2 separate regions of the Homo sapiens genome follow, and region 2 is linked to region 1. Evidence: chromatin loops called from intact Hi-C (ENCODE). Cell type or tissue: endothelial cell of umbilical vein. All regions are shown on one strand. Links, peaks and the distances in the headings refer to the core of each region. The heading gives the core; the rest is flanking DNA.

What was found. A loop is a pair of places that touch in the nucleus more often than their neighbours do. Peaks named below come from ENCODE experiments on the same cell type or tissue, not always from the same donor. Only the 100,000 strongest peaks of a DNase experiment are listed, where the experiment ranks them.
Region 2: a loop joins it to region 1, with 4 times the contacts of the local background. A loop is called at or near these places in 3 of 110 quality-filtered maps.

Annotation. Positions count from the first base shown.
Region 1 is chr7:15,121,148-15,137,534 of GRCh38, reverse strand. It overlaps a transcript of AGMO not described here. Among named protein-coding and RNA genes, the nearest start is that of DGKB, 230 kb to the right of the region's middle. In endothelial cell of umbilical vein, for the core only: no CTCF peak of the experiment used is centred there; DNase peaks (open chromatin) are centred at 6,654 and 10,684; H3K27ac peaks cover 2,722 bases.
Region 2 is chr7:15,008,097-15,024,483 of GRCh38, reverse strand. No RefSeq gene overlaps it. Among named protein-coding and RNA genes, the nearest start is that of DGKB, 110 kb to the right of the region's middle. In endothelial cell of umbilical vein, for the core only: a CTCF peak has its summit at 8,208 (motif pointing right); DNase peaks (open chromatin) are centred at 7,503 and 8,313.

The DNA.
Region 1 (16,387 bases), core at 3,059-11,058:
GATTCCTATCAAGCCCTCCTTCCCCTAAAACTTTCCCCAAATCCCTGAGGAACAATTTATTCTTCAAAATTCTCTACAGTACTGAAAGTACAACACTAAACTGTTAACAATTTGAATAACAGAAATCAAAGAATTATGGACAGGGAAAAATAACAAATAAAAATCAAAGAGAAATCTTCATGACTGAAGAAAATACATTATCAGATAAAAAGTATCCAGGAGTTTCTGAGGAAAACGTATAAAAAAGTAATCGTTCCAGTAGACATCATTCAGAAGTTTCTGAACTGCATTGATGAAAAGAATATGCAAAGCTTTCTAGAGATACAAGTTACCGACAAATGTGTAAGAAATATCAGAAACCATGAATACTTGAAGGCTGTAGAAGAAGGCTTTCAAATTCTAAGATAAAATAATTTTGAACCTAGGCTTCTATAACCAGAAAATTCACAACCAACTGCGGAATGTAAACAAATAAATCATTCTCAGACATGCAAAACCAGAGAATCTTACATCTCTGGAATATCTTATTGGCATCTTATGAAAATAGGATTTGGCAAGCCAAAGAATTAAACTAAGGGAGAAGAAGTCATGGAACCTAGAGAACAGTCTTTAGGCTAGAATTTCAGTGTAGGGAAACCTCTGTGGAACACCTGTATAGCACATCTAGAAGGTAAACCATCCCACAGGAGGATTCTGGAGGGGGAAAACTTGACAAGAGATAGGTAGTGGAAGAAAATAAAACCAAGAGACTCTTAAATACGCACGCGTGCACACACACACACACATACACATCACACAACAATAAAGGCGGTCCTATTAGGAATTAATTGCTGCCGTATACAGCAAAAAAAAATGTGGCATAAAACAATTTATGAACTGTAAGAAAACACGTTATTTTTCCTTCATGCAGAAAACTTCAATTTTCAAGTGCTCCAGAGACTGAGATTTTGGACCCAATGGAGAAGGAGCATAATACCAACACACTATTAGTGAAGAATGGAATCTTAGTAATAATGTAAATGCTCCTTTTAAAAAAAAAATACAGATGTTAGAGTCAACCAATGCTAAAGCAATGATGACTCAACTGCAGAAAGGAATGTGGGTGTAAATACCTTGATTATATAAATGGAATAGTGCAGCTGACAGTAATTAGGAGATAAAAAGCAGGGAGGAAAGGTGCAAGAAAGGGTAAGGGAGCTTGTAGCCCTTTTTTACAATGTGACACATCAAGATATGATACTAGGCCAGGCGCGGTGGCTCATGCCTGTAATCCCAGCACTTTGGGAGGCCGAGGCAAGCAGATCACCTGAGGTCAGGAGTTCAAAACCAGCCTGACCAACATGGAGAAACCCTGTCTCTACTAAAAATACTAATTTAGCCTGGCGTGGTGGCACATGCCTGTAATCCCAGCTACTAGGGAGGCTGAGGCAGGAGAATCGCTTGAACCCAGGAGGCAGAGGTTGCAGTAAACTGAGATCACACCATTGCACTCCAGCCTGGGCAACAAGAGCAAAACTCCGTCTCAAAAAACAAAAAACCAAAAAAAAAAAAAAAAGAAAAGAAAAAATATAATATTAAATGTTGAGAAAAACATAGTTGTTTCATTACATGACTAAAAAATACAAAATTTAAAAATGAACATTTAAAATAATAAGTAGCAAGTATTTGAAGAAAGACAGCTGGAAGAAGGGAAAGTAAAAGGAAAAAAAAAGTCCTCATCTTTCCTATGGGAATATTAATGCATTTGTTTAAAGTTGGAATATTGTCTAAAGTTGACATATTAAGAAATAGAGGAATAAGCAGATTATCTTGAAATATGAAGATGAATACCAGAAGAAATTAAAACAGAAACATTTAAGAGTCCTCTGAGGAATAGGACTTTGGTATCAGATATAATTCCTTCTTATCCTAAGTTTTTATTATTTGATATACTACTATATTAATGAATATTTATAAAACTACAGATTTTACAGCAGTATTATGTGATTTAAATATGCAGTTTTTGATTTAAAACAACCCTTTTCATTCATTTTCTAAGCTAGCCTGTTTCCAAACATTGAAGACAAACTCATAAAGTCAAAATATATGGCTGTTTCATTTATCATGGCAGATGTTACAGTCATGAAGAGAAGTCACTGGATGCTAATTTGAGAGGTGATGTTCTCCACATTTAGAGGGTGGTGGATACCTTGAACAGAGAGGCAGTTCAAAGATTCTGATCAGCTTCGATAGCTTCCCGGGTTCCATTTTCAGAATGAGTCTTTGTTATCATGCTAAAAATTCTCTTAGCTATCAGATTGGTAGAAAAAACTATAGGCACACGTATATGCCACACACACGCAGACACACACACACACACACACACACACACAAACTCATATAAATAAATTTTGATTAGCTATGTTATTGTTCTCCACTTATATGCATATACTTGAAATTATATATTATATGTGTTATATATATTATATATCTAATTTAAAATTTACTTATCTACAAATAATTTATTCCTGGAATCAGATGGATAGTAATTTAGTTTTTTTAATATCTGTAATCTTGAAATAAGGAGAGTTACCATGGAGTGATATATTCACTGAAAATATGTGAACGTCATTCGTGTGTAAACTAAAAGTTTCCACTGTTGACTTTATTAGATTTAATTCCCTAGTTAAATTGCCATTAGCTCTCAGTTACGTGTATGTGAAGTGTTTTACAGAAAATCTTTTATGTTCCCCAATTTCACTATCAAACTGCTTTCTTCCCCTTCCTTCCTCAAAAACCCCAACTCCACTGTTCACAACAGCAAAGGCGTGGAGTCAACGTAAATGCCCATCAAAGGTAGACCAGATAAAGAAAATGTGGTACATATAACCATGGGATACTACATAGCCATAAAAAAGAAAGAGATCATGTACTTTGGAGCAACATGGATGGAGCTGGCAGTCAATATCCTAAGCCAACTAATTAAGGAAGAGAAAACCAAATTCCACATGTTCTGCCTTTTAAGTGGGAGCTAAACTTTGGGTGCACATGGGCAAAAGGAAGGGAACAACCAACACCAGGGCCTACTTGAGGGTGGAGGGTGGGAGGAGAGTGAGGGTTGAAAACAATCTATTGTGACGTATTGCATACGCTCAGGAGTTTGAGACCAGCCTGGACAACATGGTGAAAACCCATTTCTACAAAAAAAAATTACAAAAATTAGCCAGGCATGGTGGTGCATGGTGCACACCTGTGGTCCCAGCTACTCAGGAGGCTAAAGTGGGAGGATCACTTGAGCTCAGTAGGTGGAGGTTGCAGTGAGCCAAAATCATGCCACTGTACTCCAGCCTGGGTGAGAGAGCCAGACCTGTCTCAGAAAAGAAAAAAGAAAATAAAATACCTATTAGGTACTACACTTATTATCTGGGTGAAAAAATAATCTGTACATCAAACCCCTGTGACATGCAGTCTACCCATGTAACAAACCTGCACACGTACCTCCGAACCTAAAATGAAAGTTAAGAAATTGTGTTCTCAAACTCTCGATGGTATTTATGATATAGGGACCATAACAGAAAGGTGTGCAAAAGTTTATGTGCTTAAGAACTGGAACAATTGTCAGAAACAGTATATTTGGGAAAAGAAGCCAGTTTGGAGGCAAAGATGAGGTGTTCAGTTTCAGATCCACGGCATTTGAAGTGTTGGTGAGCTGTGTGAGTGAACACTTGGCTGGCAGAACAGCTGACTTGTGTCACTGCTGGACGTTCTCACCTCCAACTCTCACCTGGGTTGTGGTAATGTTGGATTCTGGTGTAACAAAGGCAAAACAGTTACTAATTTAGTTTTTGGGATTATAGGCTTGATGATGTCACTTTTCCTATATATCACCATCCTCTGCGTAGCTTCAATTGTTTAAGTCCACTTTTATACTTCAAAAAAAAATCCTAGCTCCTTTGACTCATATATCTTTGAATTTATTACTTACCTATTTTTATTGATGCCACTGACTTGCCTCTTGGTCCTTATCCCTTTTTCACTGATGATTTTAGCCTCCAGCTAATGGTATTCTCTCTCCATTCTATCTCTTCCCTGTTGTCTTCCCTCCCTACTTCCTTAGAGTCCATGATCCGTACAATAACTACTCAACTGAAACCATTTCAGCACTTTTGCCATCTTCCTTTATTGTCTCCACCTGTTCAGTTGTTGAAAACAATTGTCCACTTTCATTTTGTCTTTACCTGAGTAGCTGGATATTGCTACAGACACTTACACAAAAGGAACAGTTACTGTCCTGAAGTTATGCCTGCAATTCCTAAATAGGTTATTGCACTGCTTGTCAATCATTTCCTAGCATACTCTTTCCCACTCTCATACAGGATTATGTCACATTTATTCTTCCCTCCTCAAACCTTCTCAAAAAGCTAAATAGCTAATTTGACACAGCTTTATAGATAAAATGGAGTAAGTTACAAGAAATGCTCAATTTCCCAGTAAATGTAATTGCTTACCATATCTAGACTCATATTCTTGCCCTTCTCAGTTGTTTTCATAGTGAAATGGTTCTGTCAAAGGTTGACCATTATAACCGTGCTCCCCTCTTGCATCCCTCTTGCCTTTCTGAAGACTTAGCACTTGTAATTGTGAGCTTTTTCTCCTGAATTCTTCACATGTCCCTGAATCAGATCATTCTTAACAGACAAATAAGCTGTAATAACTCCCTGTTGTAAAATGAAAACAAATAAGGGAAAAACCTTCCTTGACTTCACATTGTCTTTGTCATTTATCTATGGTTTAATTTTCCCTCCTTAAAATCTGAGTACAGTCTTCACTGCCTTGATTCACATTCTATTTTCAGCTCACCCCAGTTGATCTTCAGCCACGATCACTTTCCCAAGATTTTTAAATTGATGTCACAAGTTGCCTCCATGTTGTTAAATCCACTTTGCTTGTATCACCTTCCAGGCCATTATTTCCCTGTCACTAACAAGAGTCAACTCATTTGTTTATGCCTTATTGGAATGGAGATAAGGAGAGGGAGAAAAAGCACTGAGGTTTGTAAGTTGGAGCTGTGCTGCCCAGGAGTTAGTGTCATCCCCTCAGAGACACCTTCACTGACAATTGTACCTAAAAGGAAACTTGCAACCCTAAGTCACATCAGATTTTTCTGTTGTCCTTATAGCACTATTAGCTGATATCATTTGATTAGTATTTGTCTTCCCACACCATCAGCTTCATAAAAACTGAATCCCAACTCTGAGAGTAGTGCCTGAAATATTGAAGTATTTCATTTAAATGCTAACAATAAGTTGTTGAATGAATTCATGAATGCCTAAATAAAGTCAACACTTTTTATACTCCTCTAATATCAGCGAACACCAGAGTTGTCTTCTTGTAATTTTCATTTGATGTCCTCCAGGTAATAATTCCAGTGCTGCATGGTATCTTCTGTGTGGCTCTTCAAATCCCTTATGCACCCATCTCCACTCCTCTCTGCCTCAGAAGGCTGGCCTGTATGCATGCAGCTACAAGTGTTCTAATTCCCCGCTTTCTGATAAGATTTGGACAATTGTGAGTCCAGCAGGAGCTTGGAGGCAGACAGGAGAGTGGATTCAGAATTTTTATCACTCTAGATCCTTCTCTGTGGGGTTGCCTTGGGCTGGTTGCATTTCCTCAACTCAGGATTGCAGTTGTTCTCATGGCAGCTTGCTCTACCCAGCTGTCTCCTTTTGGCTTCCATGTGTGCCAGGAATTACTCCTACCTTGTTTGTGTGTGTGTGTGTGTGTGTGTGTGTGTGTGTTAATTTCTTTGGCTTTTTAAGCCTAAGTGTGATAACAGCTTTTCTGTTACTAGGTCTTTCTCTACATCTTATCCCTACATTTATAAATTGCCCCTTTAATGAACTAGCCTCCAACTGCCCTGTTTTGAATATATCATGTACTATTTGTGGAACACTGAAAAATGCAGGATAAAAACAAATTCTGCTAAGTAGTCAAACAATTTATGTAATCTTCATCCACAACTTGTGCCATAGTCTAGGCAGAAATGATTTCAACTTATCTTTGGGGTGTCCACGCCATTATTTCCCTGTCACTAACAAGAGTCAACTCATTTGTTTATGCCTTATTGGAATGGAGATAAGGAGAGGGAGAAAAAGCACTGAGGTTTGTAAGTTGGAGCTGTGCTGCCCAGGAGTTAATATAATTTAAACCAGTTCTGGAGTCCAAGGGATGACTAGCATTACATCCTGTTATATTTTAAGTTATGGAGCTCTAACTCCACTTTGCAAATAATTCAGCAACTTTATGCCCTTCCTAAAATACTGCTTTATTCGTCAATGATGAAAACTGTTCTACAGATCAACAAGATTCTGTATGTTGATGAAATCATTGTTTAAACCGAGACTCCTATGAGGCTATGAAAAGAACGCCTCCTTCTGATATATGTTTCCAAAGTTGCCTCCTGTTTTACATAAGTGGTTTCATGCACACACACACACACACAGAAATACAAGCAAAAATTTGAAACAGAATGATATAGCTATTGGCAATTAGAAGCTCAAAAGTTTTTGAAGCTTAATAAATTATTCTGATCTTTTAAAATTCTTTTTCATAAGCCAAGGTTCTATGTTAAAGGAAGTTAATTATTTCAAACAATAGAGCAGATGGAATGCTCAAGAAAAAAATGAAAAGCATTGCTCATGTATTACTCACTCCTGATAAATATCTTTGTATATATACATAGCACACACATAAATGCCAGACATATCACTGAGATTAAAGTGATGTCATCATTTCAACACTGTATTTTCTCACTTCTGTATTCCTTTAAGCAATATTTTAACAAACACAAAATATTCTTCACTATAAAACCAATAGCAAAGTGTATTAATTCTAACAATTATATAGCTAACATAATTTAACTATTAATATCCTAATCTGTTCCCCTATTTTCAATCGTTCCTTTCCTTGTCCACTTCTTGTGCTGTAGTATTCTTTGCCACATTTTATAGCAATTAGAGAACCTTTTTGTGAAATATCGTAATAGAACAATGTTTTAAACAATTTCCAGGGCTTATCATTTTTAGGGGGCCTGAGTGGAGAGTGAGGAGTGGAGAAAGATGTTGAAAATACGCTATTAACATTCAAGAAAATGTCTTGTTCTGGAAAATTATTTTTAGTTCTAGGAGAGAAAAAAGCAAAACAATAACAAAAATAATAAAAATAGAATTTGACTATTGTCAGAAAAAAAAAGGTGGGGTAAGTGAGAGATTAAAAGACATGACACTTTGAAACATGAAAGAAAAAAAGGAAAATAAATATTAAGAGTTCTGAAATATAATTATCATAATAATTTGAAAATCATTACTCTAAACAAAGCTGGGTGGACAGAGAGCAATTTTAAATATATTTTATGCTAACTATAATAAAATAAAACTATATTTCTAGTTTGATTCATATGCCCAATAAACTAAGATATTAAAATTGCAAAGGGGGAGGAATCGCATGTAGCACTTTGCAATTTCCTATTTCTGGAACATATGTCCTAGACCCCCAACTCTTATACAATACAGGCTTTCTAATTCTCTCTTTAAATTAAACCCTTGGGATTACTCGAGCATGGCTGATACACTTAGATAATATCAGGCATTTAATACACACTATGTGCCTTTGATTTACCTGACAAGTGACAACAAGGCTGTATTGAGTTAAGCAGGCCCTATCACTAAATGAATATTTGCAGGATCTGCCTGTGGTTATTGTCATACCAGAACAGAACTCTTGTTCAATATCCTGTTTGGGAAGCAGTCTCCACCAGATGCTTCCAAAGCAGGGCAAAACCACCCATAATGCAATTGGATGGATATGAAATTCTCTACCCCTAAGGGAAAATACTTCATCCTGGCCCCAGGTGGTGGGCCACTAATACTTTGTTTGTATTCCTAGGAGAGCTGTTGTCTTTAAAGAATATATTTTTAAGTGACTCTTTAGTAATATGGACTTTACCTTTCTAACACTGATTATTTTTCTGTGATTATAAGTCACAACAATGGGAAATACTAAATTGGTCAGAATGAGTTGCCTTTCCTTATTTTTCACACAAAAAAGATTCTTTAAATGTGATGTGAAACACATAGAATTATCTTCCTATATTTTATTCATTTCTGATTTCCTATACATGTTCTCTGAAATAATTTGGTAAACTACATGGTAGAAATAAAATGGATTTATGTGTTAACTGAGAAGCTGGATATACAACTGAACAATGGCCAGGCACTATAAGTAAAAGAGAACACTAACCTACAACCCTGTAGCAACCAGCCCTGGAAACCGAGCAACAACTTCTGCAGCAACTAATTTCAGAAGTCAAACCACACTTATGTAGCAATCATACTTTGATGATTGACTTGGTCCAAGACTTCAGCTCACCTGTCCTTTCCCCCTCTCTTACCTGCCCACAACTCAGGATCAACCAGTGAAAGCCAAACATGCTTCCCAACTAATCACATAGGATGCCCCACTTCTAGTAAGCCCACCACCACCCGCATTCAAACAGCCTCCAATTAGGAGAAACCTGAAGCCTTTCCTTTTTTCACTATAAAGCTCTTGACAACCCTGACTGCCTTTGAGTATCTGCCAAATGTGAGCGACATTGGCTGACTCCCTAGCTATAGCAAAGTGACATTGGCTGACTCCCTAGCTACAGCAAGCTCTTAATAAACAGGCTTTCCTCATGCTAATTTAAGTGCTGATTGTCTATTTCTACTACATGCTAATGTTCTTAAAGCATATTCATAAGATTTTAGATTACACTTGGTTTTAAGGTACATTTTAAACTGTTTCAAATGATTATTTCTGGGGCATAGATTAGATGTAATGGGTAACTTTCTTTTTTCTACATATGCACATACACATACAGATATATATACTTATATACTTTTACTTTATATATATTTTAGTTGAGTATCACTGATTCCAAAATTATTTATAAACAATAAGAAATAATCTTGTCTTCAATTAGAGAGCTAAGCTTTATGTAAAGAACTAAGACAAATTACGCATTCAAATGAATTATCACAAAGTCCATAGCAAGCATATAAACAACAGTTTTATAGGCACTGATAAGTGACTACTAATAAAAAAATAAATTAAAATTTGTTTTAGAAAAGTAATTCACCCAGCATATCTTCTATTGTACTGGTGACTTTGGGAAATTGAAGAGTTTGTTCAATTTCATTAAATTCATCTCTTCCTTTTCTTTCTTTCTTCTCTCCAGCTGTATGGAGATATAACCACAGCTGCTGCTTCTTTGTCTACCTGGGAAACCAAGCACGTCTATTATCACACTCGTTTGGATTGGTGCCACCTGTTTTCTCCTCTGAAGGTGTCTGCCAGAGTAGGAAGCACTAGTAACAAGAGGCAAACTTGGGTGGCACTGGCAGGGTTCAGGGCAAGAAAGGCAGGACTGATGCTCTAAACAGAGAGGAGGAAATAAACACAAAATTCAATATGAACCTTGTGGTTGTATATCCAAACTACAAGCAATGGCTCAGAACTAGGGAAATTATATGAATATGGATGGCAGGAATTGAAGGAGGGAGGGAACAAACATGTCACTAATGGAGAAAGGGGTGAAGAAAACACCGTAAATTCCTGAAGATATGGGAAATAAACATGAAATCAGATGGATTCTAAAAAAAGCTATTTTTACTACATTTCCAAAACTCAAAAAATAATTAGAAGTTAAATTTACAACCACAGAATAAAATATTTAAAAGCCTTTATAGAACAATGAACATGTGATTTCATTAAAATATTGACTTAAGAATATTGCTTAAATAGAAATATAAAATCCAGTTGCAGATAATTTTAGAAAAGCTATTCTTAGCAATAATTCTACAGTAATCCCTCAATTTTAATCTATGAATTTTGTTATGGGATGATTTAGACTTCTTTATCTAGACTAGCTAAGTGAAGTATTATTACCTGATCTTTGAAAGGAGACAGTCATTAATTTGGAACGTATTTCCCTTGGTATCTTCTATTAGAGTGAATTTAATAAGCTTGCTCTCAATGTCAAAAGATCTTGGAGAACTGTCAACATATACTAGATAATTTTTTTCTGAAGATTTATTTACGTATTACTCGTTAAGTTCTAAGGTTGAGAAAATTTTTGTTATTTCAACACAAAAGGCAACAATGGTGCCATATTATAAAAAGAATACCTTGGCAACAATGAGTCTTAAAATCATTTATTTATATGTGTTTGTTGATGAAAAGAGTCAAACTCTGTAAAATATTTTAGAGATTAATTCTGAGCCAAATATGAGTGACCATGGCCTGTGACACAGCCCTCAGGAGGTCCTGAGAACATGTGCCCGAGGTGGTCAGGGTACGGCTTGGTTTAATATATTTTAGGGAGGCATGAGACATCAATCAAATACATCTAAGAAATACATTGGTTTGGTTCAGAAAGATGGGACAACTCAAAGCTGGTGAGGGGGCTTCCAGGCTGTAAGTAAATTTACACATTTTCTGGTTGACAATTAGCTGAGTTTATCTGAAGACCTGGGATCAATAGAAAGGAAATGTTTGGGTTAAGATAAAGGATTGTGGAGGCCAAGTGTTGTTGTGCAGAGGAAGCTCTCAGATAGCAGACTTCAGAGACAGCAGGTTGTAAAATGTTTCTTATCAGACCTAAAAGGGTGCCTGGCTCTTAGTTGATTATTCCTTGGATCTGAAAAGGAAGGAAGGAAAACAAGGGGAAAGAGGATTCTCTATAGAATGTGGATTTTTCCCACAAGGGACAGCTTTGCAGGGTTATTTCAAGATATGTCAGAGAAACGTGCTTTGGGGTAAAATATTTTGATTTTCTTCCTTGGTATGCCAGAGTCAGATTGAAAAGTAAGTCACAATATCCACGGTTAAATAAAACCTTTCTGATGAGAATTTATGGTTTGTAGGGCATGACTCCCCAGACCCTTAGACAGGAATTGGGGCAAGATTATAAAAAAATCAGAGCTTAGTCCGCAAGTTTATTTTTCACTTTTGGATTTGATCACTTGAACTTTATTTCATAGGTAACTATCAGGAGTACACATTCTTTATTTCCCATGATTACAGGCAGTAATAGAGCACAGTAAGGGGCAACTACAATAACTTAATAGTTTTTAGCCAATAATCATGCTCTATGATTCATATAAATTTGGATGTGATTACATTTCTTGCATATTTTTTAACTTCACAGTGTAGGCTCCATTATACAAACACCTCATTTATATTTAAAATGTTACTAAGATAATGTTAGCATTGGCTTTATATAAAAAACAGACTTAAAGAGTTTAAGTATTTTTTATGAAAATATACAGCTAGTAGGTGGTAATGTCTAAATCAGAACCCAAGTCTTCTCATTTCAAACTGAGTGTAGTTTCTATTATGCTATGTGTGTCTCATCTGAAGGAGGCTTCTGTGTGCCTAGCTCCTAGCTCATTTTGGAGTAGACTGTGGTACTTCACCAAATGCCTGAAGCTAGTTACAAGCAATCCTAGCATTTGAATAGCATTCATTACTAATTAATATACTATTAAGTACCTGTTAAGTACCAGGTGCTGTATTTGGTGACTTACAGATATTTTCTTTAACGCTTACAATGATTTTTAAATGTAGGAGATATTTCTCTATTACATAAGAAAATTGAGATTCACAGAGACTAAATAATTTGTCTAAACTCATATAGATGACAGAGCTAGGATTCATACCCATGTCTATTTAATTTTTGCTTGTTCTAGGATCTGCTCCTTTTGAGATAGAACACCTTCTAATTTTTATGTAACTATTGTTGAATCTTCTTTCTTGATTCTTTAAGGACCAATCGATTGGCTAGTTTACTTAAGGCCTCTTTTTTCTAAGCTGATGGTCATATATACGTATTGTCTGGAAGAGAAACAGAAGACACCTGGTAAGCATAAACACTATTGCAAGAGTGTTTAAAAAAATAGAGAGGATTGCCACAGGAAGAGAGTAATAATAGCTAAAGCATTCTGTAGATGAGGCAGAGGCATACTTCAAAAAGTTGGAAGTTATTTAAAAAGTTATTACTCTATGATTTTTATATCAAAATCAGTCACATCTTAGCATTAAGCTATGGGGCTCTTGGTAGTAGTCTGAGTAGAAGCCTACCTCCACTGCACTTCTAGCCACAAACTGCAGACTGCAAACCTCACTGGTCATTCTGTGAGTAGGGCACAGAAGAGGGAAGAAGGAAGTCACAATTCCAGCCTCTGTGCTCTGAGGGCAAACTCTTGCCTTCTGATTAAATGTTCAACATTTCAACTGGAGAAGCAGCTATCAAATATCTTCTCAAAGTGAACAAACTGCATAATACTGTTTGCATGGGTTATAAAACAGACAAGAGCTTGCACATACAGGTATCTTGGTTTTGGATGCGATGAAAAATACTCCCAGTAGGTGGTTCCTAGCTCAACTGTCATTTCTTTTCTGAAGGCATCCCATTCCAAAAATACTGTTTTAACCTTCCCTTTTTTTATATGTTCACATTATTTCATAAATTTGTTATAAAATTTACCAAACTCTCTTTTGTGACTGATTTCTGTGTCCCCCCTCTATGTTCAGCCATTAGACTATGTTCTAGTTAGCAGCAGCTCCACTGTATCTTGTTCAGTTTTATAACTTAAGTGCTTCCATGACTTCAGCCTTTGTGGGAGGCACTATTTTCAGGAACACTTGCTGAATTTCTGAATCCAGTTACAAGAATCCTAGCATTTGCATAACATCCTGAGAAGTGGTTAATTGATATTATCCCTGAATCAAATGTAAAATCTGGTAAACACTCCAATGTTGAAACATGTCCATCTTTAGTTATAAAGAAAAGAAATCTTTTGAATTCTAAAGAGTTGGAGAGGAGGACAACACCATCTCTAGCTTCCTTCTAAAGATCAGAAGACTGGGAGAGTATGTCAGCAAATTTAATATTTTCAACAGGAGAATATGTCAGCAAATTTAAGCAGGAGAAGCTTTATCTGATTCAAGTTCAGTGACCTGATTGAAAACTGTAAATTGCCCCAATTTCTTTATGGGCTCTTCTTGTATCCTGGCTCATGTTAGGCCAAAACAACACAACATAGACTGTTGGAAAATTCTATTGCCGTGATAACTGGCAATCCAAACTGACTATGGAAAAAATCTGGCCACGCATATTGGATCATACAAAAAGAACATTACCAAGGAGGCACCATGGCTACCACAGAGATAAGTGGCTCAGGTGAAAGGCAAGGTAGGGAAAAAACCAGTCAGCCATCATGAAACAAAGAGTAATTCTGTTAACAGGTTTGCTGGTTGGGTGGTTGGTCGGTTTGGGGTTTTGTTTTGTTTTGTTTTGCCTGCCTTTTAGTGCAGGCACACAGTGAAACTCTATGTGGGAAACAATGGCTGTGAGGGACTGCCTTTTAATCAGTTATGCCATCTCTACTGCAGGTCTTGATTCTAAATATCATAAAAACCACAAGCTTTTTAAAACACTCTGGCTGTACTACAAGGTACTAATGCGAGACACGTCATAAGAATATTTGAGATGGTACTGATACAGATTGAATAGAAGTGCTACAAAAAGTTATCTGAGTAAGAAACCTGTCCCAGCAAAGCGTACGCTCACTTTACTGGAATAAATTACTTCATTTTACTGCTGCTCATGTCAGTTTTTATGTGATCTAAATAAACTCATCAATGATTTTATTTAAAACCTGAGTCAATTAAATTACTTCAGCAGAAATTGATAATAGCTAATTTCTCTTTTTTTTAATACCACTTTTTTCAGTGAAGCATAATGACCAGGCTCAAACTTAGTTTATGATTTCTAATTTATCTTATGTTCATGTTTCTAACTAGGAGAGAGAAGAGATTAGCAGGTCTTGAAGACTCATTTTAAAGTAGGAGTAGCTATTTATACATTATCAAAAGTCTGTGATGAGAGTCAAGTATAGTAACATGTTAGAGAGCATTGTAAATTTTGAAGTCCTGTGTGAATATAAGTATTCATTCATGATTCATTCATCCCTTTGTTTTTTGTTCATTTTTTTTTCATTCGCAAATATTATTGAGGGCCTTCTCTATGCCAAGTACAACACTAGGCACTTAGGATACATTGAAAAAATAACTTCTCAGATCTCATATGGCTTACAGTCTAGTATACAAAACAAAGGTGCAACATACTTAATAGCTAAACTGTATACTATCTTAGGATGTTGGAAGTTCTGTAGATAAACAAAAATAAAGGACAGTAAATAAGAATAGACTTTTCAGGGGTGAGCTGTTGAATTTAAGTTGTAAATCAAAATAGAGATCATTGAGCAGATGAGTTTCTAGCTAAGACTTGCTGGAGGTGAAGGAGTTGATTATGCAGATATTTGGGAAAAGAAAACAACAGAAAGAGAAAAAAATAGTCTAGGTCCCTAGGGCAAGAGCACAACTAGCATGCTCTAAAAACGGTAAGGAGGCTGGTGTTGTTCAAGAAAAGAAAGCATGACAGGGATTAGGAAAACATGTCAGAAAGCATCAGGAGGGCCAGATTATATACTATCCTGTGGGCAACCATGAGGACTTTGTTTTTTACTCTGAGTGGAATGTTTTGAGGAGAGTAGTGACATGATTATATTTAAGTTTTAAATGTTTCACTCTGGCCACTCTGTTAAAGCAGAATATAGAAATCAGGAGAGAAGTGAGGAAAACAAATAAGTGTATCATAATAGACATGGTAGTGGCTTATACCAGGGTGGAAGCTGTGAAGGTAGAAGTGGTTGCATTGTGGACAGATTTTTGAAATTTTATAAAAACAGTATTTCTTAGAGAATGGATGTGACTGTTAGAGAAATAGAAGACTCAAAGTGGAATGCAATGGTTTTGGCTTGAGCAAGCGAAAGGGTAGAAATGTGAGTGACGTGGAGTAAGACAGATTTCTGGAGGAGCAGGTTAGGGAGAGGGTGAGCAGATTAGGAGCTCATTTTGGAAATGTTGATTTGAAATCCCTATTAGAATAACAGGTAGAGATGTTTATAAGCAATTGAACGTATGAATCTGTAGTTTGGGAGAGAAGTCTGAGCTGGAAATGTTAATTTAGCAATTGGTGCATTGATTCTATTTAAAGCCATGAAATCTGATGTGAACAAAGACGGTGACTGCAGATACAGAAGTACACAGGAACAATGAATGAGCATATGGATAGTCTGACATTAAGGGGTTGGGAAGAAATTGAGGCATGAACAAAGTAGATTAAGAAAGAGAGAAGTGTCTGTTCATATCGTTTGCCCACTTTTTGATGGGGTTGTTTTTTTCTAGTAAATTTGTTTAAGTTCCTTGGAGATTTTGGATATTAGACCTTTGACAAATGGATAGATTGCAAAACTTTTCTCCCATTCTGTAGGTTGCCTGTTCACTTTGGTGATAGTTTCTTTTGCTGAGCAGAAGCTCTTTAGTTTAATTATATCCCATTTGTCAATTTTAGCTTTTGTCGCAATTGATTTTGGTGTTTTAGTCGTGAAGTCTTTGTCCATGCATATGTCCTGAATGGTATTGCCTAGGTTTTCTTCCAGGGTTTTTAATGGTTTTAGGTTTTACATTTAAGCCTTTAACCCATCTTGAGTTAATTTTTGTTTAATGTGTTAGGAAGTTTCAGTTTTTTGCATGTGGCTAGCCAGTTTTTCCAGCACCATTTATTAAGTAGGGAATCCTTTCCCCGTTGCTTGTTTTTGTCAGGTTTGTTGAAGAGCAGATCATTGTAGATGTGTGGCCTCTGTTCTGTTCCATTGGTCTATATATCAGTTTTGGTACCAGTGTCATGCTGTTTTGGTTACTGTAGCCTTCCGTAGTTTGAAGTCAGGTAGCATGATGCCTCCAGCTTTGTTCTTTTAGCTTAGGATTGTCTTGGCTACATTTATGCAGCTGACAAATATATGAAAAAAAGTTCATCATCACTGGTTATTAGAGAAATGCAAATCAAAACCATAGTGAGATACCATCTCATACCAGTTAGAAGGGTGTTCATTAAAAAGTCTGGAAACAACAGATGCTAGAGAGGATGTGGAGAAATAGGAACGCTTTTACACTGTTGGTGGGAGTGTAAATTAGTTCAACCATTGTGGAAGACAGTGTGGTGATTCCTCAAGGATCTAGAACAAGAAATATCATTTGACCCAGCAATCCCATCACTGGGTATATACCCAAAGGATTATGAATCATTCTACTATAAAGACACATGCACATGTATGTTTATTGCAGCACTATTTACAATAGCAAAGACTTGGAACCAACCCAAATGCCCATCAATGATAGACTGGATAAAGAAAATGTGGCACATATACAGCATGGAATACTATGCAGCCATAAAAAAGAATGAATT
Region 2 (16,387 bases), core at 4,686-12,685, 110 kb after region 1:
ATCTAAAAATATGAGAAAAATAATTGATGCCAGTTATTTGACTGAGGATTACTCCTTTGGTTTATGGTTAGCCTTAGCATAGAATATATATTCAGTCCATTTATATACCCACAATTTGGCTCGTTTTTCTATAAATAAATTTAAATTGGCTTTAGTGGCTTTGGTCTCTAGAACTCTACTACGTCAAATATTCAGTAATAGAAATACATATATAATAATTTCAACTACTCCTGTCTTTGTTTTAAGGATAGCTCTACTAACAACTAATGTGAGCTAGGGCACTTGGGGCATAATAATTATGATTTCTCAGTGGTATCTGGCTTCTGTAGCTGACAGGCAATTGGGGAGCTATGATTCCAATATCCACTGAGAGGTATTAGACTCATTGGCTGATGTCAGTAGTTTTGGGAGCATTTGCAATTTTCAACCTTCCTGGAGAATCAGAATCTTAGTGTGGAAATTATATATGGACTGCATAGTAACAAAAACATACCTTCAACAAAGGCAATTAACAGAAAAAAGCAACTATACTTATGTTGGAGTTCTATACAATGAACTCACAAACTAAGCAAACAAATCTGAGGTTTTGAGGTTGTAAGAATATTGGAAAATTAAGGAATGGAAAAGACACCAAAGAAAGGATAGGAAAGTAGTTGGAAAGTCAAAGTGTAATAAAATATCTCAGTTCCATTAGAGATGTGTGTAAATGTGTGTGTGTTTATGTGTGTATGTTAAGCAAGCTTTCGCCAAGAAGGAAAATATTTTGTTAAAAAGGTAATATTTTTAAGTATTGAGTGAAATATAATAATATAAGTAGAGCACAGCATATAAGTTGTATCAGCCCTATTTAACACAAGGGGGTTGTAAAATAGATAATTTGATAGTTAAATACAATCAATCATGAAGTCACTATAACCTCATGTGTCCTTAGAACAAAGCACTGTAATTTTTTCAAACTGAGATTATTTTTAGAGGGTATATTACTGCTAAATCTCTCCTCTTTCCTTCTCCCTTCCCTAATTGTACAGTATCTCATGCTAAGCAGATGTGGAGTTTCCTTTTGGTGCCGTAAAGGAATAATACCTACTGTTTTCAGTCATACAAAAATGCCTTTAAAACAAAAATATAAACAGTTTTCTGATGATTGTAATAGCTGTCTCTTCTTGAAATATATTTTAGGAAAGTTCAGCTAGTAGGTATAAAGTTTTCATGGAGGAATTATAAAGTTTTTATATTTAATGAATATATATGTATATTTCTGCATGATTCTTTCTTGGTGCCTTTCCTGTCTAGAAAGAAGCACAAGTTCATTGATGAATAGTATGGGTTATGCCAGGCTTTAATGCTGATGTCACTCAGCTTGTTGGGGGAAATGGTGTGAAACTGGAGGAAAGCTGTGAAATAGTTACTATTATTATTCAGTAATGACAGTATCACACAAGTCACCACTATACAAAATATTAGCAGCTGTCACTGATGACTGGGCATTTGACTATCCTCAGGGGATGGGTCTAGCTGGGGACTGCCTTTGCCTGCCCCGCTAGTATTTGAATCTCAAATAACAGGTAAACCAGTTTTCCAAGGCAGTTTTGGAATCAGATGAACTCTGCAATTTAGTACATGCTCAATGAGAAAAAGTGTAATTTGCTCTCGAAAACTGACATAGGTACAGATACCCATGTCAATATATACATGTTTATAAATCCATTTACTCTTATTATAATTTATAGCTGGTCTTATTTATAAACTTAACCCAGTTTAAATCATATTTCTTATGCCCCAAAGTCTTCTACTCCAAAGAAGAAATTGTCCTTAGTTTGCCTTCTATTTATTGTGGAAATGGATGTCACTTTAGGATTGTCCCATATTGATCACAGAAATGTTTCCTAGAAATGCTTTCTCTACAATGTAAAGTCGGATACTGTGAAAAAGGAAAGAGATACCATTAGCTGTTTTTCTCCTAGTGTGGATAGTTCCATGGTCTAATCAATGCTGAAATGAGAAAATTACTTTTTCTAGATCACAGCTGTGCATAGGCATCTGGCTTAGAATTAGAAGACCAGGTGTTATTTCTGGCACACCCATGTAGTATTCTGGGCCCGTCATTTAGCTTCTCTGATTCTCACTACTCATTTTTAAAGTGAAGGTAATACTTTTGCCTCAGAGAGGAATTTTGAGGATTCATTTTTAAAAAGTCCTTTGTAAACTTGTAGTGAGTGGATTATGCAAATAACTGCTAATTGTTTAGCATAATTTATGAAGGATATATGAGGTAGCAAACATGTAGTGTTTCATACACTTTATTTTGGTTTGTTTTCAAAACAACCCCGTTGCATAGTGTTTTGGTTATCAATTGCCACATAACAACAAACTACCCCCAAATTAGCGGCTTAAATCTTTTTGCACAATTTTGTGCATCAAGAATTTGGAAAGTCTCTGCTGGAGGGTGTGACTCAGATTACACTTGTGGTGTCAGCTAAGACAGCTGGGACCAAAGGCTCCAGCTTTAATACGCTTCTGGACTCAATGTGTGGTGTCCCAGGGCCCCTTAGGTTCTCTTTCTCTCTCTACCTGGCTTCACATCCTTTATGCCTTCTCTATGTGGCTTCTCACAGCATGGTGATCTCAGAGTAGTCACTCTTCTTATGTGGTTTCAAAAGAGAGGAGCAGTCGAGCTCAGTTAAGGGTTGTTCTTTCCAGAATTCGTAGCATCATCTCCACTGGAGTCTTTCTATTGGTCAAAAACAGTCATAAGGACTATGTGGGTTCAAGGGTCTGGAAATATCTATTCACTTGAAAATTGCACTCTTGTTACACTGAAGATTGATAGTTGTATAATTACTCTCAGATGCTGAAATTTTGTTTGTCTGATACTGAAAGATAGAATATTTACACTTTATTTTGGCCAAGTCATGAAGGCAACTACCATCTCTGCATGAGAGCAGTCATGCTGTCCATAAGTTTGAAGTGTGAAAATACATTTGAGGTATATGTGGTATATCAATGGGACTTATATCACCACTATTCCTTAGAATAGTTGATTAACTAGACCACCACATTCCTTCATGAAGTCAGAAAACAGAAGACTTGTTTTTCTAAAATTGCCGTGAGTTTAGAGCCATAATAGCATGACCTCTATAGGGAGCTTAGTTACCATGGAAAAATCCTACTGTGGTCATTCTTCAATATTGTGAACTCGATGTTGAGGGACAGTTTGCTTTCTGTGTTTGTTTGTTTTTAACCTCATTATTTTCCATCTATTCTGGAGTAATCTCAATATCACTTTTCATCCCCTATCCTTTGTATCATCTTCTTGGCATCTGTTCCTCTGACTTTCTCCTCTCATTCTCTGCTTGCTCCCTTTCTAAAAGGATTTGGCCAGGCACGGTGACTCACACCTGTATTCCGAGTACTTTGAGAGGCTGAGGTGGGAGGATTCCTTGAGGCCAGGAGTTCAAGAACAGTCTGGACAAGATAGTGAGATACCATCTCTACAAAAAATAGCAAATAAAAAAAATTAGCGGGGCATGATGGTGTGCACCTATACTCTCAGCTACTTGGGAGGTTAAGGTAGGAGGATGGCTCGAGCCCAGGAGTTCAAGGCTGCAGTGGAATATGATGCCACCACTGCACTCTAGCAAGGATAACAGAGAGAGACTCTGTAAAATACATAATACTTAAAAAAAAAAAGGATTTGGTTATTCATCACAGTGAAGTAGACCCCAGGAAGAGTCACACCATTTATAAGCATCAGGATCTTAAACTGTATTATGAGCCCTCTTCTCACTTATGTCTATGATACAGGTTGGACACAAGAGAAATTGGGCCTTCAGGCTTCATCTATTTTTCCCTATTTTTCTCCTATTTGTTTACCCTCTTGCGACATGAGTAAACAAATATTTCTCTACTATAAAAAAATTTCATCTATAGTAGCTGATACTCAGCCTCATTGTGGAGGAGACAATGAAGTGTGGTGAATACAACAAGTGCAAGGATATAAGCCCTATGGAAGAGGCACAGGCCTCACTGAGCTCCAGGTGACTTGAGGTCATGTGAAAATGCAGAGCTGCTATATTAGTATCAGATCTCATTTTAATATGAATTCTCCTGATTTATAAAAGTTGATGACTATTTAAAAATTAAAAACACAGCAACATATTATATAGCCCAGTGGGACATATCTATGAGCCAGATTTTCCCCACGGACAACTAGTTTATAAATCTGTTCATGACTCTAGACTCTTATCCTCCTCTTGAGCTCCAGATTCACATTCAACTGCTCCTAAATTTTCACCAAATATCTAAAACTGATCATGCTTAATATATCTAAATCAGAGATTTTACTATTTTCCTTAATTTTTCCTATCTCAGGAAATGGTTCCATTATCAACTTAATAATCACTTAATTGTAACTTTTTTCTATTCTTACCCATAACTCAATCCACCAACAACTTATGTCACTTCTAATACTCAAAAGATAGCTAGAATGCATCTATGTTTCCCTGTCTTCACTACCACTAATCTTTGCTATAATTTTATACTCCTAGATTAATACAATAACCTTTAGATTGGTCTCTCTGCTTTGATTCTTTCTCCTTTTTGATCTACACTCTGTCAGCAGTGGAGAAATATTTGACAATAGTAAGAAAAACAACAGCAACAACATTTTTCCTCCATATATCAGTGACTTCCATTGCTGTTGAAATAAATGCCATAATTTTCTCTATGGCCCACTTCTTAGTAACTCACTATTACCACCATTCACTATTCTTGAGCCACATAAGCCTTCCTTCTGCTATTGAAGAAGTCAAGCTGTTGTACCTCTCAGGATCATGGTGTTCGCTTCTCTCCTGGTGACTGGCTCCTGCTCTATTTCATGTCTCAGCTCAAACGTTTCCGCAGCGAGGCATTTCCTGACCATCCTATCTAAAGTAACCCCCTCCACTCCGTTTCTCTCTGTAACATCGCCCTATTTATTTCATTATTCTATTAATGAATATTGATAAAATTAATATTTACATTGTATTTATATTACAGCTTTATTTCTTTCTTTACCAGCATTAACTCTTCCCAGCCCAGCCCTTTGCAGTGTAAACTCTATGAAGGCAGAGATCTCATCTTTCTGTCTTGTTTGCTATAGTAGCCATAGTATCTAGCCTGGCACGTGGTACTTTCAGAATAAATATTTGCAAGAATAAATGGTTTGAATATCTATGGAAACACACTTAGCATGAGCACCTCACTATTTTGCAATGAGTTTTAAATTTATAGCATGTTCTATGTTATCTGGACCTGCCTACATTCATCATGTCAGTCAGCACCATCCTTCTGCTCTCTTTTGAATGAGTCATGTAACTCCCTCACTCAGTGTCTTCATAGATGTTGTTTCTTCTGCCTTTAGTGATCTCTTAACTCACGCTCCTTTTAGCTAAGTCTTCCTCATTCTGTTATCCCATCAAATCTCAACTGAAAGTTATTTTGTCAGTGAAGCTTTCCCTGCCTGACTTCCATCCCACCTCCTGAGTCTTGCGTAGGTTTCCTCCAAAATGTGTTTTTATGTACCTTAAATTTGTATCTCTATCCAATTTATAATTAACCTATCTTATTGATAGCAGCATTTGTTTACCATCCTTAAGGACCAAGTCTGTCAAATTTACTGCAACCTTATCAGCTTCTTACAAACTTTCTAGAGCAGAATTGAGACTAAATAAGTGTATTAGTCAGGTTTCTCTAAAGGGACAGAACTAATAGGATAGATCAATATATGAAGAGGAGTTTATTAGGAGAATTGACTCACACAGTCACAAGGTGAAGTACCACAATAGGCTGTCTGGACACCGAGGAGCCAGGATGCCAGTCCGACTCCCAAAACCTCAAAAGTAGGGAAGCTGACAGTGAAGTCTTAAGTCTGTGGCCTAAAGCCCGAGAGCCCCTGGCAAATCACTGGTGTAAGTCCAAGAGTCCAAAAGTTGAAGAACTTGCAGTCTGATATTTGATGGCAGGAAGCATCTAACCTGGTAGAAGATGGAGGCCAGAAGACTCATCCAGTCTACTACTTCTATATTCTTATGCCTGCTTTTATTACAGCTGCACTAGCAGCTAATCAGATTGTGCCCGCCCAGATTGAGGGTGAGTCTGCCTTTCCCAGTCCACTGACTCAAATGTTATGTCCTTTGGCAATACCCTCAGACACACCCAGGAACAATACTTTGCATCCTTTCGTCCAATCAGGTTGATACTCAATATTAACCATCACAATAAGTATCCATTATGTGTTTGCAGACAAGAGGCAAATGCAAATTTAGAACTCATGAATCTGTCATTCCTGTTCTCCCACGGTACAATTAATTAACATTAACACAAATCAATTTGTATGACACCGGCTGTTATCCTCACTTACTAATACAGGATATTCATTCTCTGAAAAGTTATCTTCCATTATTTTTTGGAGGTCTTGAGGGATTTGCATGTGTGATCATGAGCCATTTTCATCAGCCATCATGAAGTCGGCTGTTTTGTCTCCTCCTCTTTGACCCATTGCTTTCTTAATATTTGTCACCAGCAGTCATGTGTAGATACCGTGCCACTGTCTTCCAAACTCTCAACAAGACAGACTTCCATTTGTTACCCTTTAATAACATCACCAATCTCTGCCAACCTCCATGCCACTGCTGCTCTGGAAGTGTTGGGTGAAACATTTTGTGTAGACTCACTCTGTTGAGTAACATACAGAAAAAGAGGGAGGGCTCCTTCCTTTCTCCTGAATTATACCTCATGAAATAATAACACCTTGTATTCCAGTGTTCTGAAGATTTTTTAGAGAAGAGTTTGATAATTTATTCATGTTATTTAAATTCATGGCTACCTTTTTTTAAATTGAGGCATAAATCCATGAGGCCCTGAATGAGATACAAGTCTAGAGACTGTTCCATGCTTTTCTCATAATTACTCTACCCTTCTGATAATTGAGGCTTAGACGTGGTTCAAAAACAGATCTCTCTCCAAGGAGAGTCTTTTTACATCCCTTAGACACATACATATCTAGAGAACAATTCTCAACTGTTTTCTGGACTTGGAACACAACTGAGGATTCCCACACCTCCAAATTTCAGTAAGGAAACAGACATGGCAGCCAGGCAGTTTCAGATCTGTGTTCAGGTCTAATGGGAAATGTTTTGCAATTCAAGCATGATGATCCACCTGGCATTGCTGTGTGTTGTGACACTGTACAAAGGCAAAACAATTAGTGTGGTTTTTGCATCACAGATGTGGCAAGGGGCCTAGGGTACAGATATAGCAAATCCATCAAAATCATCAGGGATCCCAGCCAAAACCTCTTTCTTTCTCCTTTTTCCCATACCACCACTGATGATTCCAAGGAATTTCATATGCATATAAATGGAGAAAACACTAGTGTGAGCCTAAGGACTAGGAATGATGAGGAGTCTGTATTTCTGCAGGAAACGTTCTTTCAATGTGCACAGTGACTAAACTTTTCCATTGAAAAAATTTTCCACCCGGATAAATCTGCCACACTTTATGAGCAAATGCAAAACAGGATGATAGACACTGAACAGCCTAGAGACAGCCTGACCTGCCTTTTATTGCCTTCAAGGAGCCAATTTGAGCTCTGAGCAATGAAATGAGTCAGTGCTTGAGAAATGTAGAAACACCAGGTGAAACTTCAGAAGAGGTTTTTTGTTAAAATGCAAAAGGTTTTTTTTTTTTTTTTTTTTTTTTTGGTAAAATCAAAGTCTTATTCTTAGGAAAATTAATAGATACAGAACCACCCTGAGAGCAATTGTTTAATTCAAGGAGAATAAAAATCGTTAAGGAAAGCATAGACTGAAGAAAGACTTTACCATTTCTTAGACTTTGTTTGTAAAGAGGAACCAAAGGGAAGAATGAATATAACTGGAAACAAAAAGCATTGCTGTGAACAACTTACTTTAGCACAGAATTTCTATGTATTACTTTTAAATACTTAAAATTATAGTAAGATTTAAGAAAGTATCCACATAGCAATTACAACTACATGCGTCGCAATGTCTTTGCTGATTTTTATCACATGCAACAGTGCTGTAAGCTAATACTTCATGTCAGTGATGAGAGATTATAAGACAGCATTATTTACAGTAGGTATCATTGTATTTATTCGGATGTGCACAGAAGCTGGGACTCTTGTTGTAATTAAATAGAACTCCCACTAGGGGGGGCAAGAAAATAAAGCTCAAGGCCCTGTGTACAGGCACCTTTCCAACCAAAGGTACGCTAGATACCAGACGAAACTGCTCAGTATTTATTTATTTATTTTTCTTCCTGGTGAATCATTTGCAGCCTGCTTTTCACTGTGGGAAGTTTCTTTCAGATTTATTTTCTCTGGTTTTTCAGCAGCTTTCTTTGGTTGTAAATCCATGCTGTGGTTGAACAGCAAAGCAATATTCCAGCAAGCTCCAACAGGGATATATTTTTCTACAGGATTTTTAAAACCTCGCACACTCAGTTTCAGCACAGCCTTCCCCGGTTCCTTGCCAAAGGTAGCACTCTGGTAACTGAGCCTGAAGCTGATAGAGGGATAAAATTAGATGAGGAGGGACACACTGCTAAGGGAAGCTTTTGGAACTGCTTATTGACTCAGAAAGATAAACCGGGGAAGCAGGCAGGTCAGCACAATAGAATGTAATTAACAAATGCAATTAGCATCAGCGCATAAATCCCTCCCCCTTGACATTCTCCTTTGTATTGCCAAGGCAACCCAGGCAGCCTCCTCCTTTCCCACCTCCTCCATTCCAGCAACTCCAGGCTCCCCGCCCTTCTCACTCACTGACTTTGCCCTTGGAGTTAATTTTAAGTAGGTCGCACCTGGATTAACATGTGTGTGGGTGGAGAATGGGGAAGATGGAGGAGTGAAGGAAAGGTGAGGAGAGGGTTGACCTAGGTTTTGCAGTTGCAATTTTTATTTTTTGCTGGTTTACACTGTTTTTGGAATATAACCCATGCCAGTTTGGGAATATTTTATTACTATTTGTGACCATCAGCTGGTTTGAAAAATGCCTATCTTGTCATCTATCCAGTTTGCAAATGGATAGATGTACACTGAGGCACTTCACTCTGTGCTCTAAGTGTACATATTCTACACTTTGGTGTGTCATTTCAGCTAGTTTTTTGTCAGAGAAACAATGTTTCAAGTTAATTTTCAGAGCCACTAGTAGCCAGAAAAGAAATGAAAAGCACTAATATATATATAATTTATTATATTAATATTTAATGTTGAATATATCTATATAATATGTATATTTGTATATGGGCAGTAGTAATATCTGAGTGAGAGGTGCTGTTGAAGGCAAAAGTGGGTACTTTAATTTTTATTTAAATAGTTTTGTTTTTTATCATTTTAAACAAACACATGATGCTTTTTAAAAACACAAAACTAATCCAAAAATTAAAATAAAATGCCTTTAAAAATAAAGATATTATGATCAGTTGGGAAAAAAAGTTATAGAATATGAATGAAGCAAATAACTCCAATAACTACAGAAACCTTTATTGAATGTTTTCTGAATGCCAGGAAGTATTTAAGCACTTATTTGAGTCGCAAAAAAAAAAAAAAAAAAAGGAAATAAGTATTTTTATCCCATTTGTTTTTCCAGAGAAGGGAGCTGAAAAACAGATAATTTGTCCAATATTTCTTAGCAGTATAAACCACCATGTCATAATGCCTCTCATATTAAAAATTATATTACAATTTGCTCATGACATTATATTAGTTGTATATTCCTTTAAGAGAGAAATTACAGAGGAAAGGTAGGCAGCTTGATAACATTAAACATAATAAACCCTCATGTCAATGTGACTTTGGTGTCCTGAATAATCTTATGGATTTTGGAGTCAGCTAGAAGTGAGCTCACATCCAGGCTTGACCCCTTAGGCTTGGTAGGCTGCAATCTGAGCCTCAGTTTCCACATGTGAAAAATGATCTAGTAATAGGCATCTCTCTTCCCATGTGCCCACTTCCCTTTAGGACCTCATTTCACCCACACCCACCACCACCCTGATTTTAGATACTGTCTTCTTTTTGATGAGGAAGGAAAGACCTGATAAACTCATTCAGATAATACTTTAGTTTCATAATGCCTTCTCTAGAGTATTGGCACTAGTTAAAAAGATCCAACCAGGAGTAAAAATACTTATACCAAAGGCATGGTTTATTTATGAAATATTGTGCCTTCCCTAGAGTATTGACACTATTTAAAAAGATCCAACCAGAAGTTAAAATACTTATACCAAAGGCATGGTTTATTTATGAAATATTGTGGGGATGAGATCCTTAATGCAGCTACACCCTGATTTGTACTCTCTTAATTATTTGCATTTTCTATTTGTTCTGTGGTAAGCAGGTCCCAAAGTTAAAGGAAGCTGAGAGGCTGGAAAAAGAGAATGACAAGTCTAGTTTATGAGAAATAAACATTTAATAGAGACTTATGAATAGCAGCCATAGACTTGGGCAGCGGTGAGATACGACGATCTGCCTCACTATCCCCGAGACTCAGGGCTTATATACTATAGGGAAAGGGATATGTACAGCAATTGCTTAAGGGCTAAATTTATGGTACATACACTAACGTCAAAGTTGTTTTGACCTAAGGGCAGGAATTACAATAAGTAGTACATGCTGTTGCACGAGGAACAAGGGATAGAATAGAAATCTTAGAGGCATTCCTGGAACTGAGGTTAATCAGAAGTCAACATGGTGAGGCAGGGCAAGGTGGCTGACGCCTGTAATCCCAGCATCTTGGGAGGCCGAGGTGGGAGGATCACTTAAGCCCAGGAGTTTGAGACTAGCCTGGACAACACAGGGAGACCCAATCTCTAAAATATTAAAAAATAAGAAGAAGTCAGCATGGCAGATTAACATCCAAGATGGAGTTGCTTTAGCCTCCCCACTACCTAGGACTTAAATGTAGTTTTCCAAATTAGTCATATATGTATAGCACATGCAGAGATTTAGAAATGCTGGGAGACTTTGCAGCACACTTCACATAAACGCAAAGCCTTTCCATAAGGACAAGTTCACGTGGATGACGCAGCCACAAATCAGGCCCCTCAAATTTTTCAGCTGCTTTTTCCTCTAGAGGCTATTTTATGAGGAAAAATTATATATCGAAGACTCCTGTTTCATTTTATATGGTGCCCTTGAATGTGAGGTTTAAATGGCTTATATAACTCAAAGAAAAACCTGCTGTCCTCAATGCAGACTCTGGACTTGAGAAGTAAACAGCTATTAGTCCAAAAGGGACCCATATCGCTTTCCTGGGTAGGATACCTGCTTCCAGACTCCAGGAATCGGAAACTTTCCTTCAGCTATGTTCAGGCTACCACTTGTTAAACACCAAAAACAACGTGTTAAACACCCAGGAAAAAAAAAAAAAAAAAAGTAAGTGGGACCTTCTGTGCAGACAGGGAATTTGGTTGTATGCCCCAGCTGCTTGGTTGGTGCCACAGGGTTTGGCAACTTCCTGAGAACAGATTGTAGGAGAGGAAAGTTTGAATCTGGAAGGGACCCTCCCACACACACGCTTGGGAATCCATCTTTTTAGCTGGCATTTTCAGTGAATATTAACATGACTAAGGGAATAATATCTCGACTTATTAGAAAATGGTAGCCAAATGGGGTAGAGCTAGAGGGTTTTCTGTCCATGAGAATGATTTTGGCTTCACCTAAAAGAAAACTTCAACTCAAAATGTCTCAAATGATTAAGAAAATGTATTATTTCACATTGTAAGGAGCTTGGCAATAAGCCGATTCAAGGGTGGAATGAATGAGTGAACAACAATGTAATCAAGGACAGAGTTTCTCGCTGGCGTTCCCTTCTGCCATCCTCACAACGTTGGCTTAGATCCTTGGCTTTGTCCCCTGGCTTTGTCCCCTTATGAACACAATATGGCCTTGCACTTCCAAGAGTCGCATCCTCAAACAAAACATCCAATGTTCCAAAGCAGGAGCAGGGGGCGGTGTGTGGGGAGGAGAGTGCGACCTCCTTGTACACTTTTGAAAAGCCTGGGAACCCTCCTGGCAGCTGCTTCAATTGACTTGCCTCTCACCTCTCATGGGCCCGCATCATGTTCCTATTTCTGAATCAGTCATTGGCAAGGAGAATGCCAGTACTGTGACTGGAATAGAATAATTAAGGTCCATCCCTGCCTTATCCTGAGATAATAGCCACATCTCTGGAACCAAAGCAGTTCCATTAGCAAGGAAGTAGATGAATGTCAGCCAATGTTGTCTGGGCAAGGGCCAGTGAGCATGTTTCAGAGACAACCTAGGAAGTTAATTACAAATTATCTCCTCTGCTGTAACTCTGATCTGTTAACCTTGAACCTTGAATGATATCTGGACAACCTTTTTTCATTTAGCTGTGAGCCTTACAGGAAAGGCCTGTGGCACACCTGAGCCAGAAAGGTAAGCGGAAAGTGGCATAACCTGGAACCTTCAATGTCATGGCAGCTGTGCTTAGTAGATCCACAAGAGAAAAAAGAATCTGGGGCTAGGAGTTGGGGCTTCGAGATCCATCTGCTCTTTCTCAAGTGGATATTTCTGTCCCAATTTTCTCCTTGGAGGATCCATTTGCTCATTCAACAGATTTTATATGAACATCTAGCATATAATCAGGCTTAGTTCCAGGCACTAGGGATACATCAGCAAACAAAACAGAAGTCCATGTCCATGGTGCTTATGTTTTAGTTAGGTTAGTGGGGAAAGAAACACTGAAAAACAAAATAAACAAGGAAATCGTTTAGTACATTGAAAGGTTATAAGCCCTATGGGGAAAAAAAAAAAAAAAAGCTGAGAAAGGAGCAGAGGGGACTGGGAAGTGGGCAATTTTAAACACGGTAGTCAAAAACAATGACACTGCGAAATAGCATTTGAGAAAAGTCTTGAAAGAGGTGGGGGAGTGACCCATGCAAATGTAGTTGTGAGAAGAGCATTCCAGGGAGTAGAAACAACGCATACAGGCCCCACAGTGTGGGGATGCTGGTGCCTCCCAGTAACAGGAAAGAGACCAGTGAGGCTTGGGGGACAGACTTTGCCTATAAGAGCCACAGCAAAATGAAACAAGGTTGTCAAGAGGCCTGGCTTTTGTCAGTCTAAATTTTTAGGGCACCAGCCACTGAATCTAAGATGGGTAGAAGAAAAAGAGAAAAAAATACCCTTTTTATGGGTCATATTTCTATAGTGATTGGGTCCTCCAGGGCAAAATGGGTTGAGCACTTGCCTCCAATCCTGACTCTGTTAGTAGCTCACTTTCTCACCTTGGGCCAAGCCACGTCATCTTTCTGGATCTCATTCTGTTTCTTTTATAAAAGTAAAGTGCCTTCACCAGATTATCTGAGGTTCGTTTCAGATTCAACATTCTATGATTCTTTGTGTCTATTATCTGATAGAGCCAACAGCTCACTCTTCAAATGTAATTGAGAATAATTGTAAAAATGTCACACGAAAGATGGTCAAAACGACTTTCTAAATGTGTTTGGGAACGATTTTAATTCAGAAATGAAGGCAGAATTATTTTAAGGTATTATTAGTATATAAATCATAGATATTTCTAAAGGTCCAAATATTTGAGCATCGGAAATAATTGTTTACGAGTAAGATAATATCAAGTGAGATAGTATATTTTTGTAAGTTTGAATGAATTGCAACGTTTCCTTCCCTCAAGAGAAGAGTCTTCTATTGGTCTTTGTAGCTTGGTTATAAACCATTTAAGAAACGTCAATTAAAACCAAAGGTATGCCTCAGTAAAAGTTACAGAAAATATCATACCAAATAAGTTGATTGTTGACAGATTCCCAAGTCTGCATTATCCATCCATTTATTTCAATAACATTTATTTTTAAATTAATCCATGATTTAAATTTGTTGAGCATGAAGCCTTTATTCTATGGCCCAAATCACCCTTCAATGAGTCATTTCAAATAGTCATTCAAAATAAAGCCATTCAAATAGTCATTTCAAAAAAGTCCTCTCAAAGGGTCTTATTACAAATTTTGTGGGAAACTGAGATTCTTGTATAAATTATTCTCATAGGTTGACTGTTCAAAAGCTGTTAATTATTTCATTCACTCAGTAGACATGTAAAGAGCCTATTATGTGCTAGGCACTACTTTGCTTCTTGGAGACAGAGCTATAAAAATAGTTCCTCGGCCTATAGAACTTTACTTTTAGTTTATTCATGTTTATCTTTTACATGTGAAATGGAATAACTTAGAAGAAACTAGGGCGCAATATTGAGTATTTAGAGATATAATTCTTAAACAAACGTTGCTGCCTCATATGTTTAACTTCAATTATTAAATATTGCTTGCAATTTTTTTAGTTTTTAACTCTTAGTAGTGCTGCCTGGCACTGATAAGTAAGCTGGAATTTTTAATAGCTTTTCATAGATGAAGGATTTTTCAACTAGAACAAAAAAGCGTACTTGTTTGTTTCAATAAATACAGGTACAATGATTCGGAGTGAAGAAATTGTTTTTAGAATCAGAAGTTTAAGCTCTAGCTCTGTCACGTACTGTGGACTCAAGCAAATTGCTTAACTTGTCTGAGCTGAGGCCTCATACATGAAATGGAGCCTAGGAATGGGTGCCTCTCAAGGTTAAATCTGCAGTAATATGAAATAGCCTATTATTCTAAACTCTAAAAGCATATCATATTATGCAAAAGTGAAACACTAATTTTTATTTAAAACCATAACAACTAAATTTATTGTAGACCTATAATACACACCCATTAAAAAGAATAAAAATACAAATAGCATTTAAATAACTTAAATTTTATCACATCACTTCATTTATTGAATATACCAGATAAGTCCTAAAAATGTATCAATGCATTTCTATTTTTTTAACTTAGATCAGAATAGCACACTCAAAACAGTGTGACAGAAAATATGTTTACCTCTGCTGATCTAAAAAAAGACGAGCAAGTATAATTCATTTTAAAATGAGAGTTTTGTGCACCCAAATAGCACATACACATGACCTAAGAGAACATTTTTCTCATCTCTAGTATCATATCACCCTTCAGAGATTTACTAAAGGTGTAAAAAATATCCCACAGGTACTATTGATTAACTCTCCAGGATTTGTTAGACTCAATGAGATAATAAGATAAGGTACCCACTGAGAGAATTTAGAATCTCAGTAGAGAATGGAAAATGAACAGCACCAACCAAAAGTATATCCCTACAGATAAGTTAAAATGGTCTTTTAACCTTTCACAATCAATTTAAAGACTCCAATGAGCAAAATATAAATAATGGCAATGCCCTGTCTGGAATGAAGCATAGGTTATATACTAAGTGCCTATCACTCATCTCAAGCAGAACAAGCCATCATTTTCAGCCAAATGTCAGCCTCATATTTTACTCTCTATGTCTCCAAGAATGTCCTAGTTCTAGAGCCTTGCTAAGAAGATGTTAAATATTTTAAAATATATACCTAAATATTTGCAGGGTAACATTTTATCGTTATTCACTTAGCATTTGTCATAAATGTTGTAAGACTCCAAGATGATATCACAGAAACTAATGCTTGGAAAAAGAAAAAAAAAATCTAAGTGTGGTGATGTATATTATTAACTAGCATTTCTTACTATAAAATAATCTGGGAAACTCAGGAAGCTGAGGCAGGAGGATTGTGTGAGCCCAGAAGTTCAAAGCTACAGTGAGCTATGATCCTGCAACTGCACTGAAGCCTGGGCAACAGAGCAAGACCCTCTCATTTTGTGCCTAATCCTGTGATCCACATTTTACAAATCACTTATTTAATTTTCATGTTTGCTTGATGAAGTTCTAGACATAGTCTTTGTGGACCCAAGGACTGGAGCAGGAAATAGACTTAAAAAAATCAACATTTATGTGATATTCAGAAATTGAATAAAGAAAATTTCTTTTAAATCCTACAAACATAAATGATTGTTTTATATTATATCACCATTTAAATAAACGATTCAAGTTGTAACAGTTTCTTTTGTAAACTAAATGCACTTGCAATCATATATTAGCATGTGATTTGTGTCCCACATAAATTCCCCTGAAGCTGTTCCCTTCCTCTATGCAATAGCAATAGAATGGTCTATGGAGAAAATTTAATAGCTATGCTGCACTTGGTACACCACTTGTCTCATGCAGCTTCCCACCAATTTTGAGTAAGGAAAAGAACAAAATTAGAACTAAACTGTTATGCCATTGACAAAATAATAAGTAGGAACCCAATAAAATATAGTGAAAGAATAAAGGCATGAGGAACCCATTACTGAAGACATTGATTTCACCCCCACATAAACCTAGTTTAATATTCCAAAAAGTAAATACAGATCAGAAAAGTGAGGT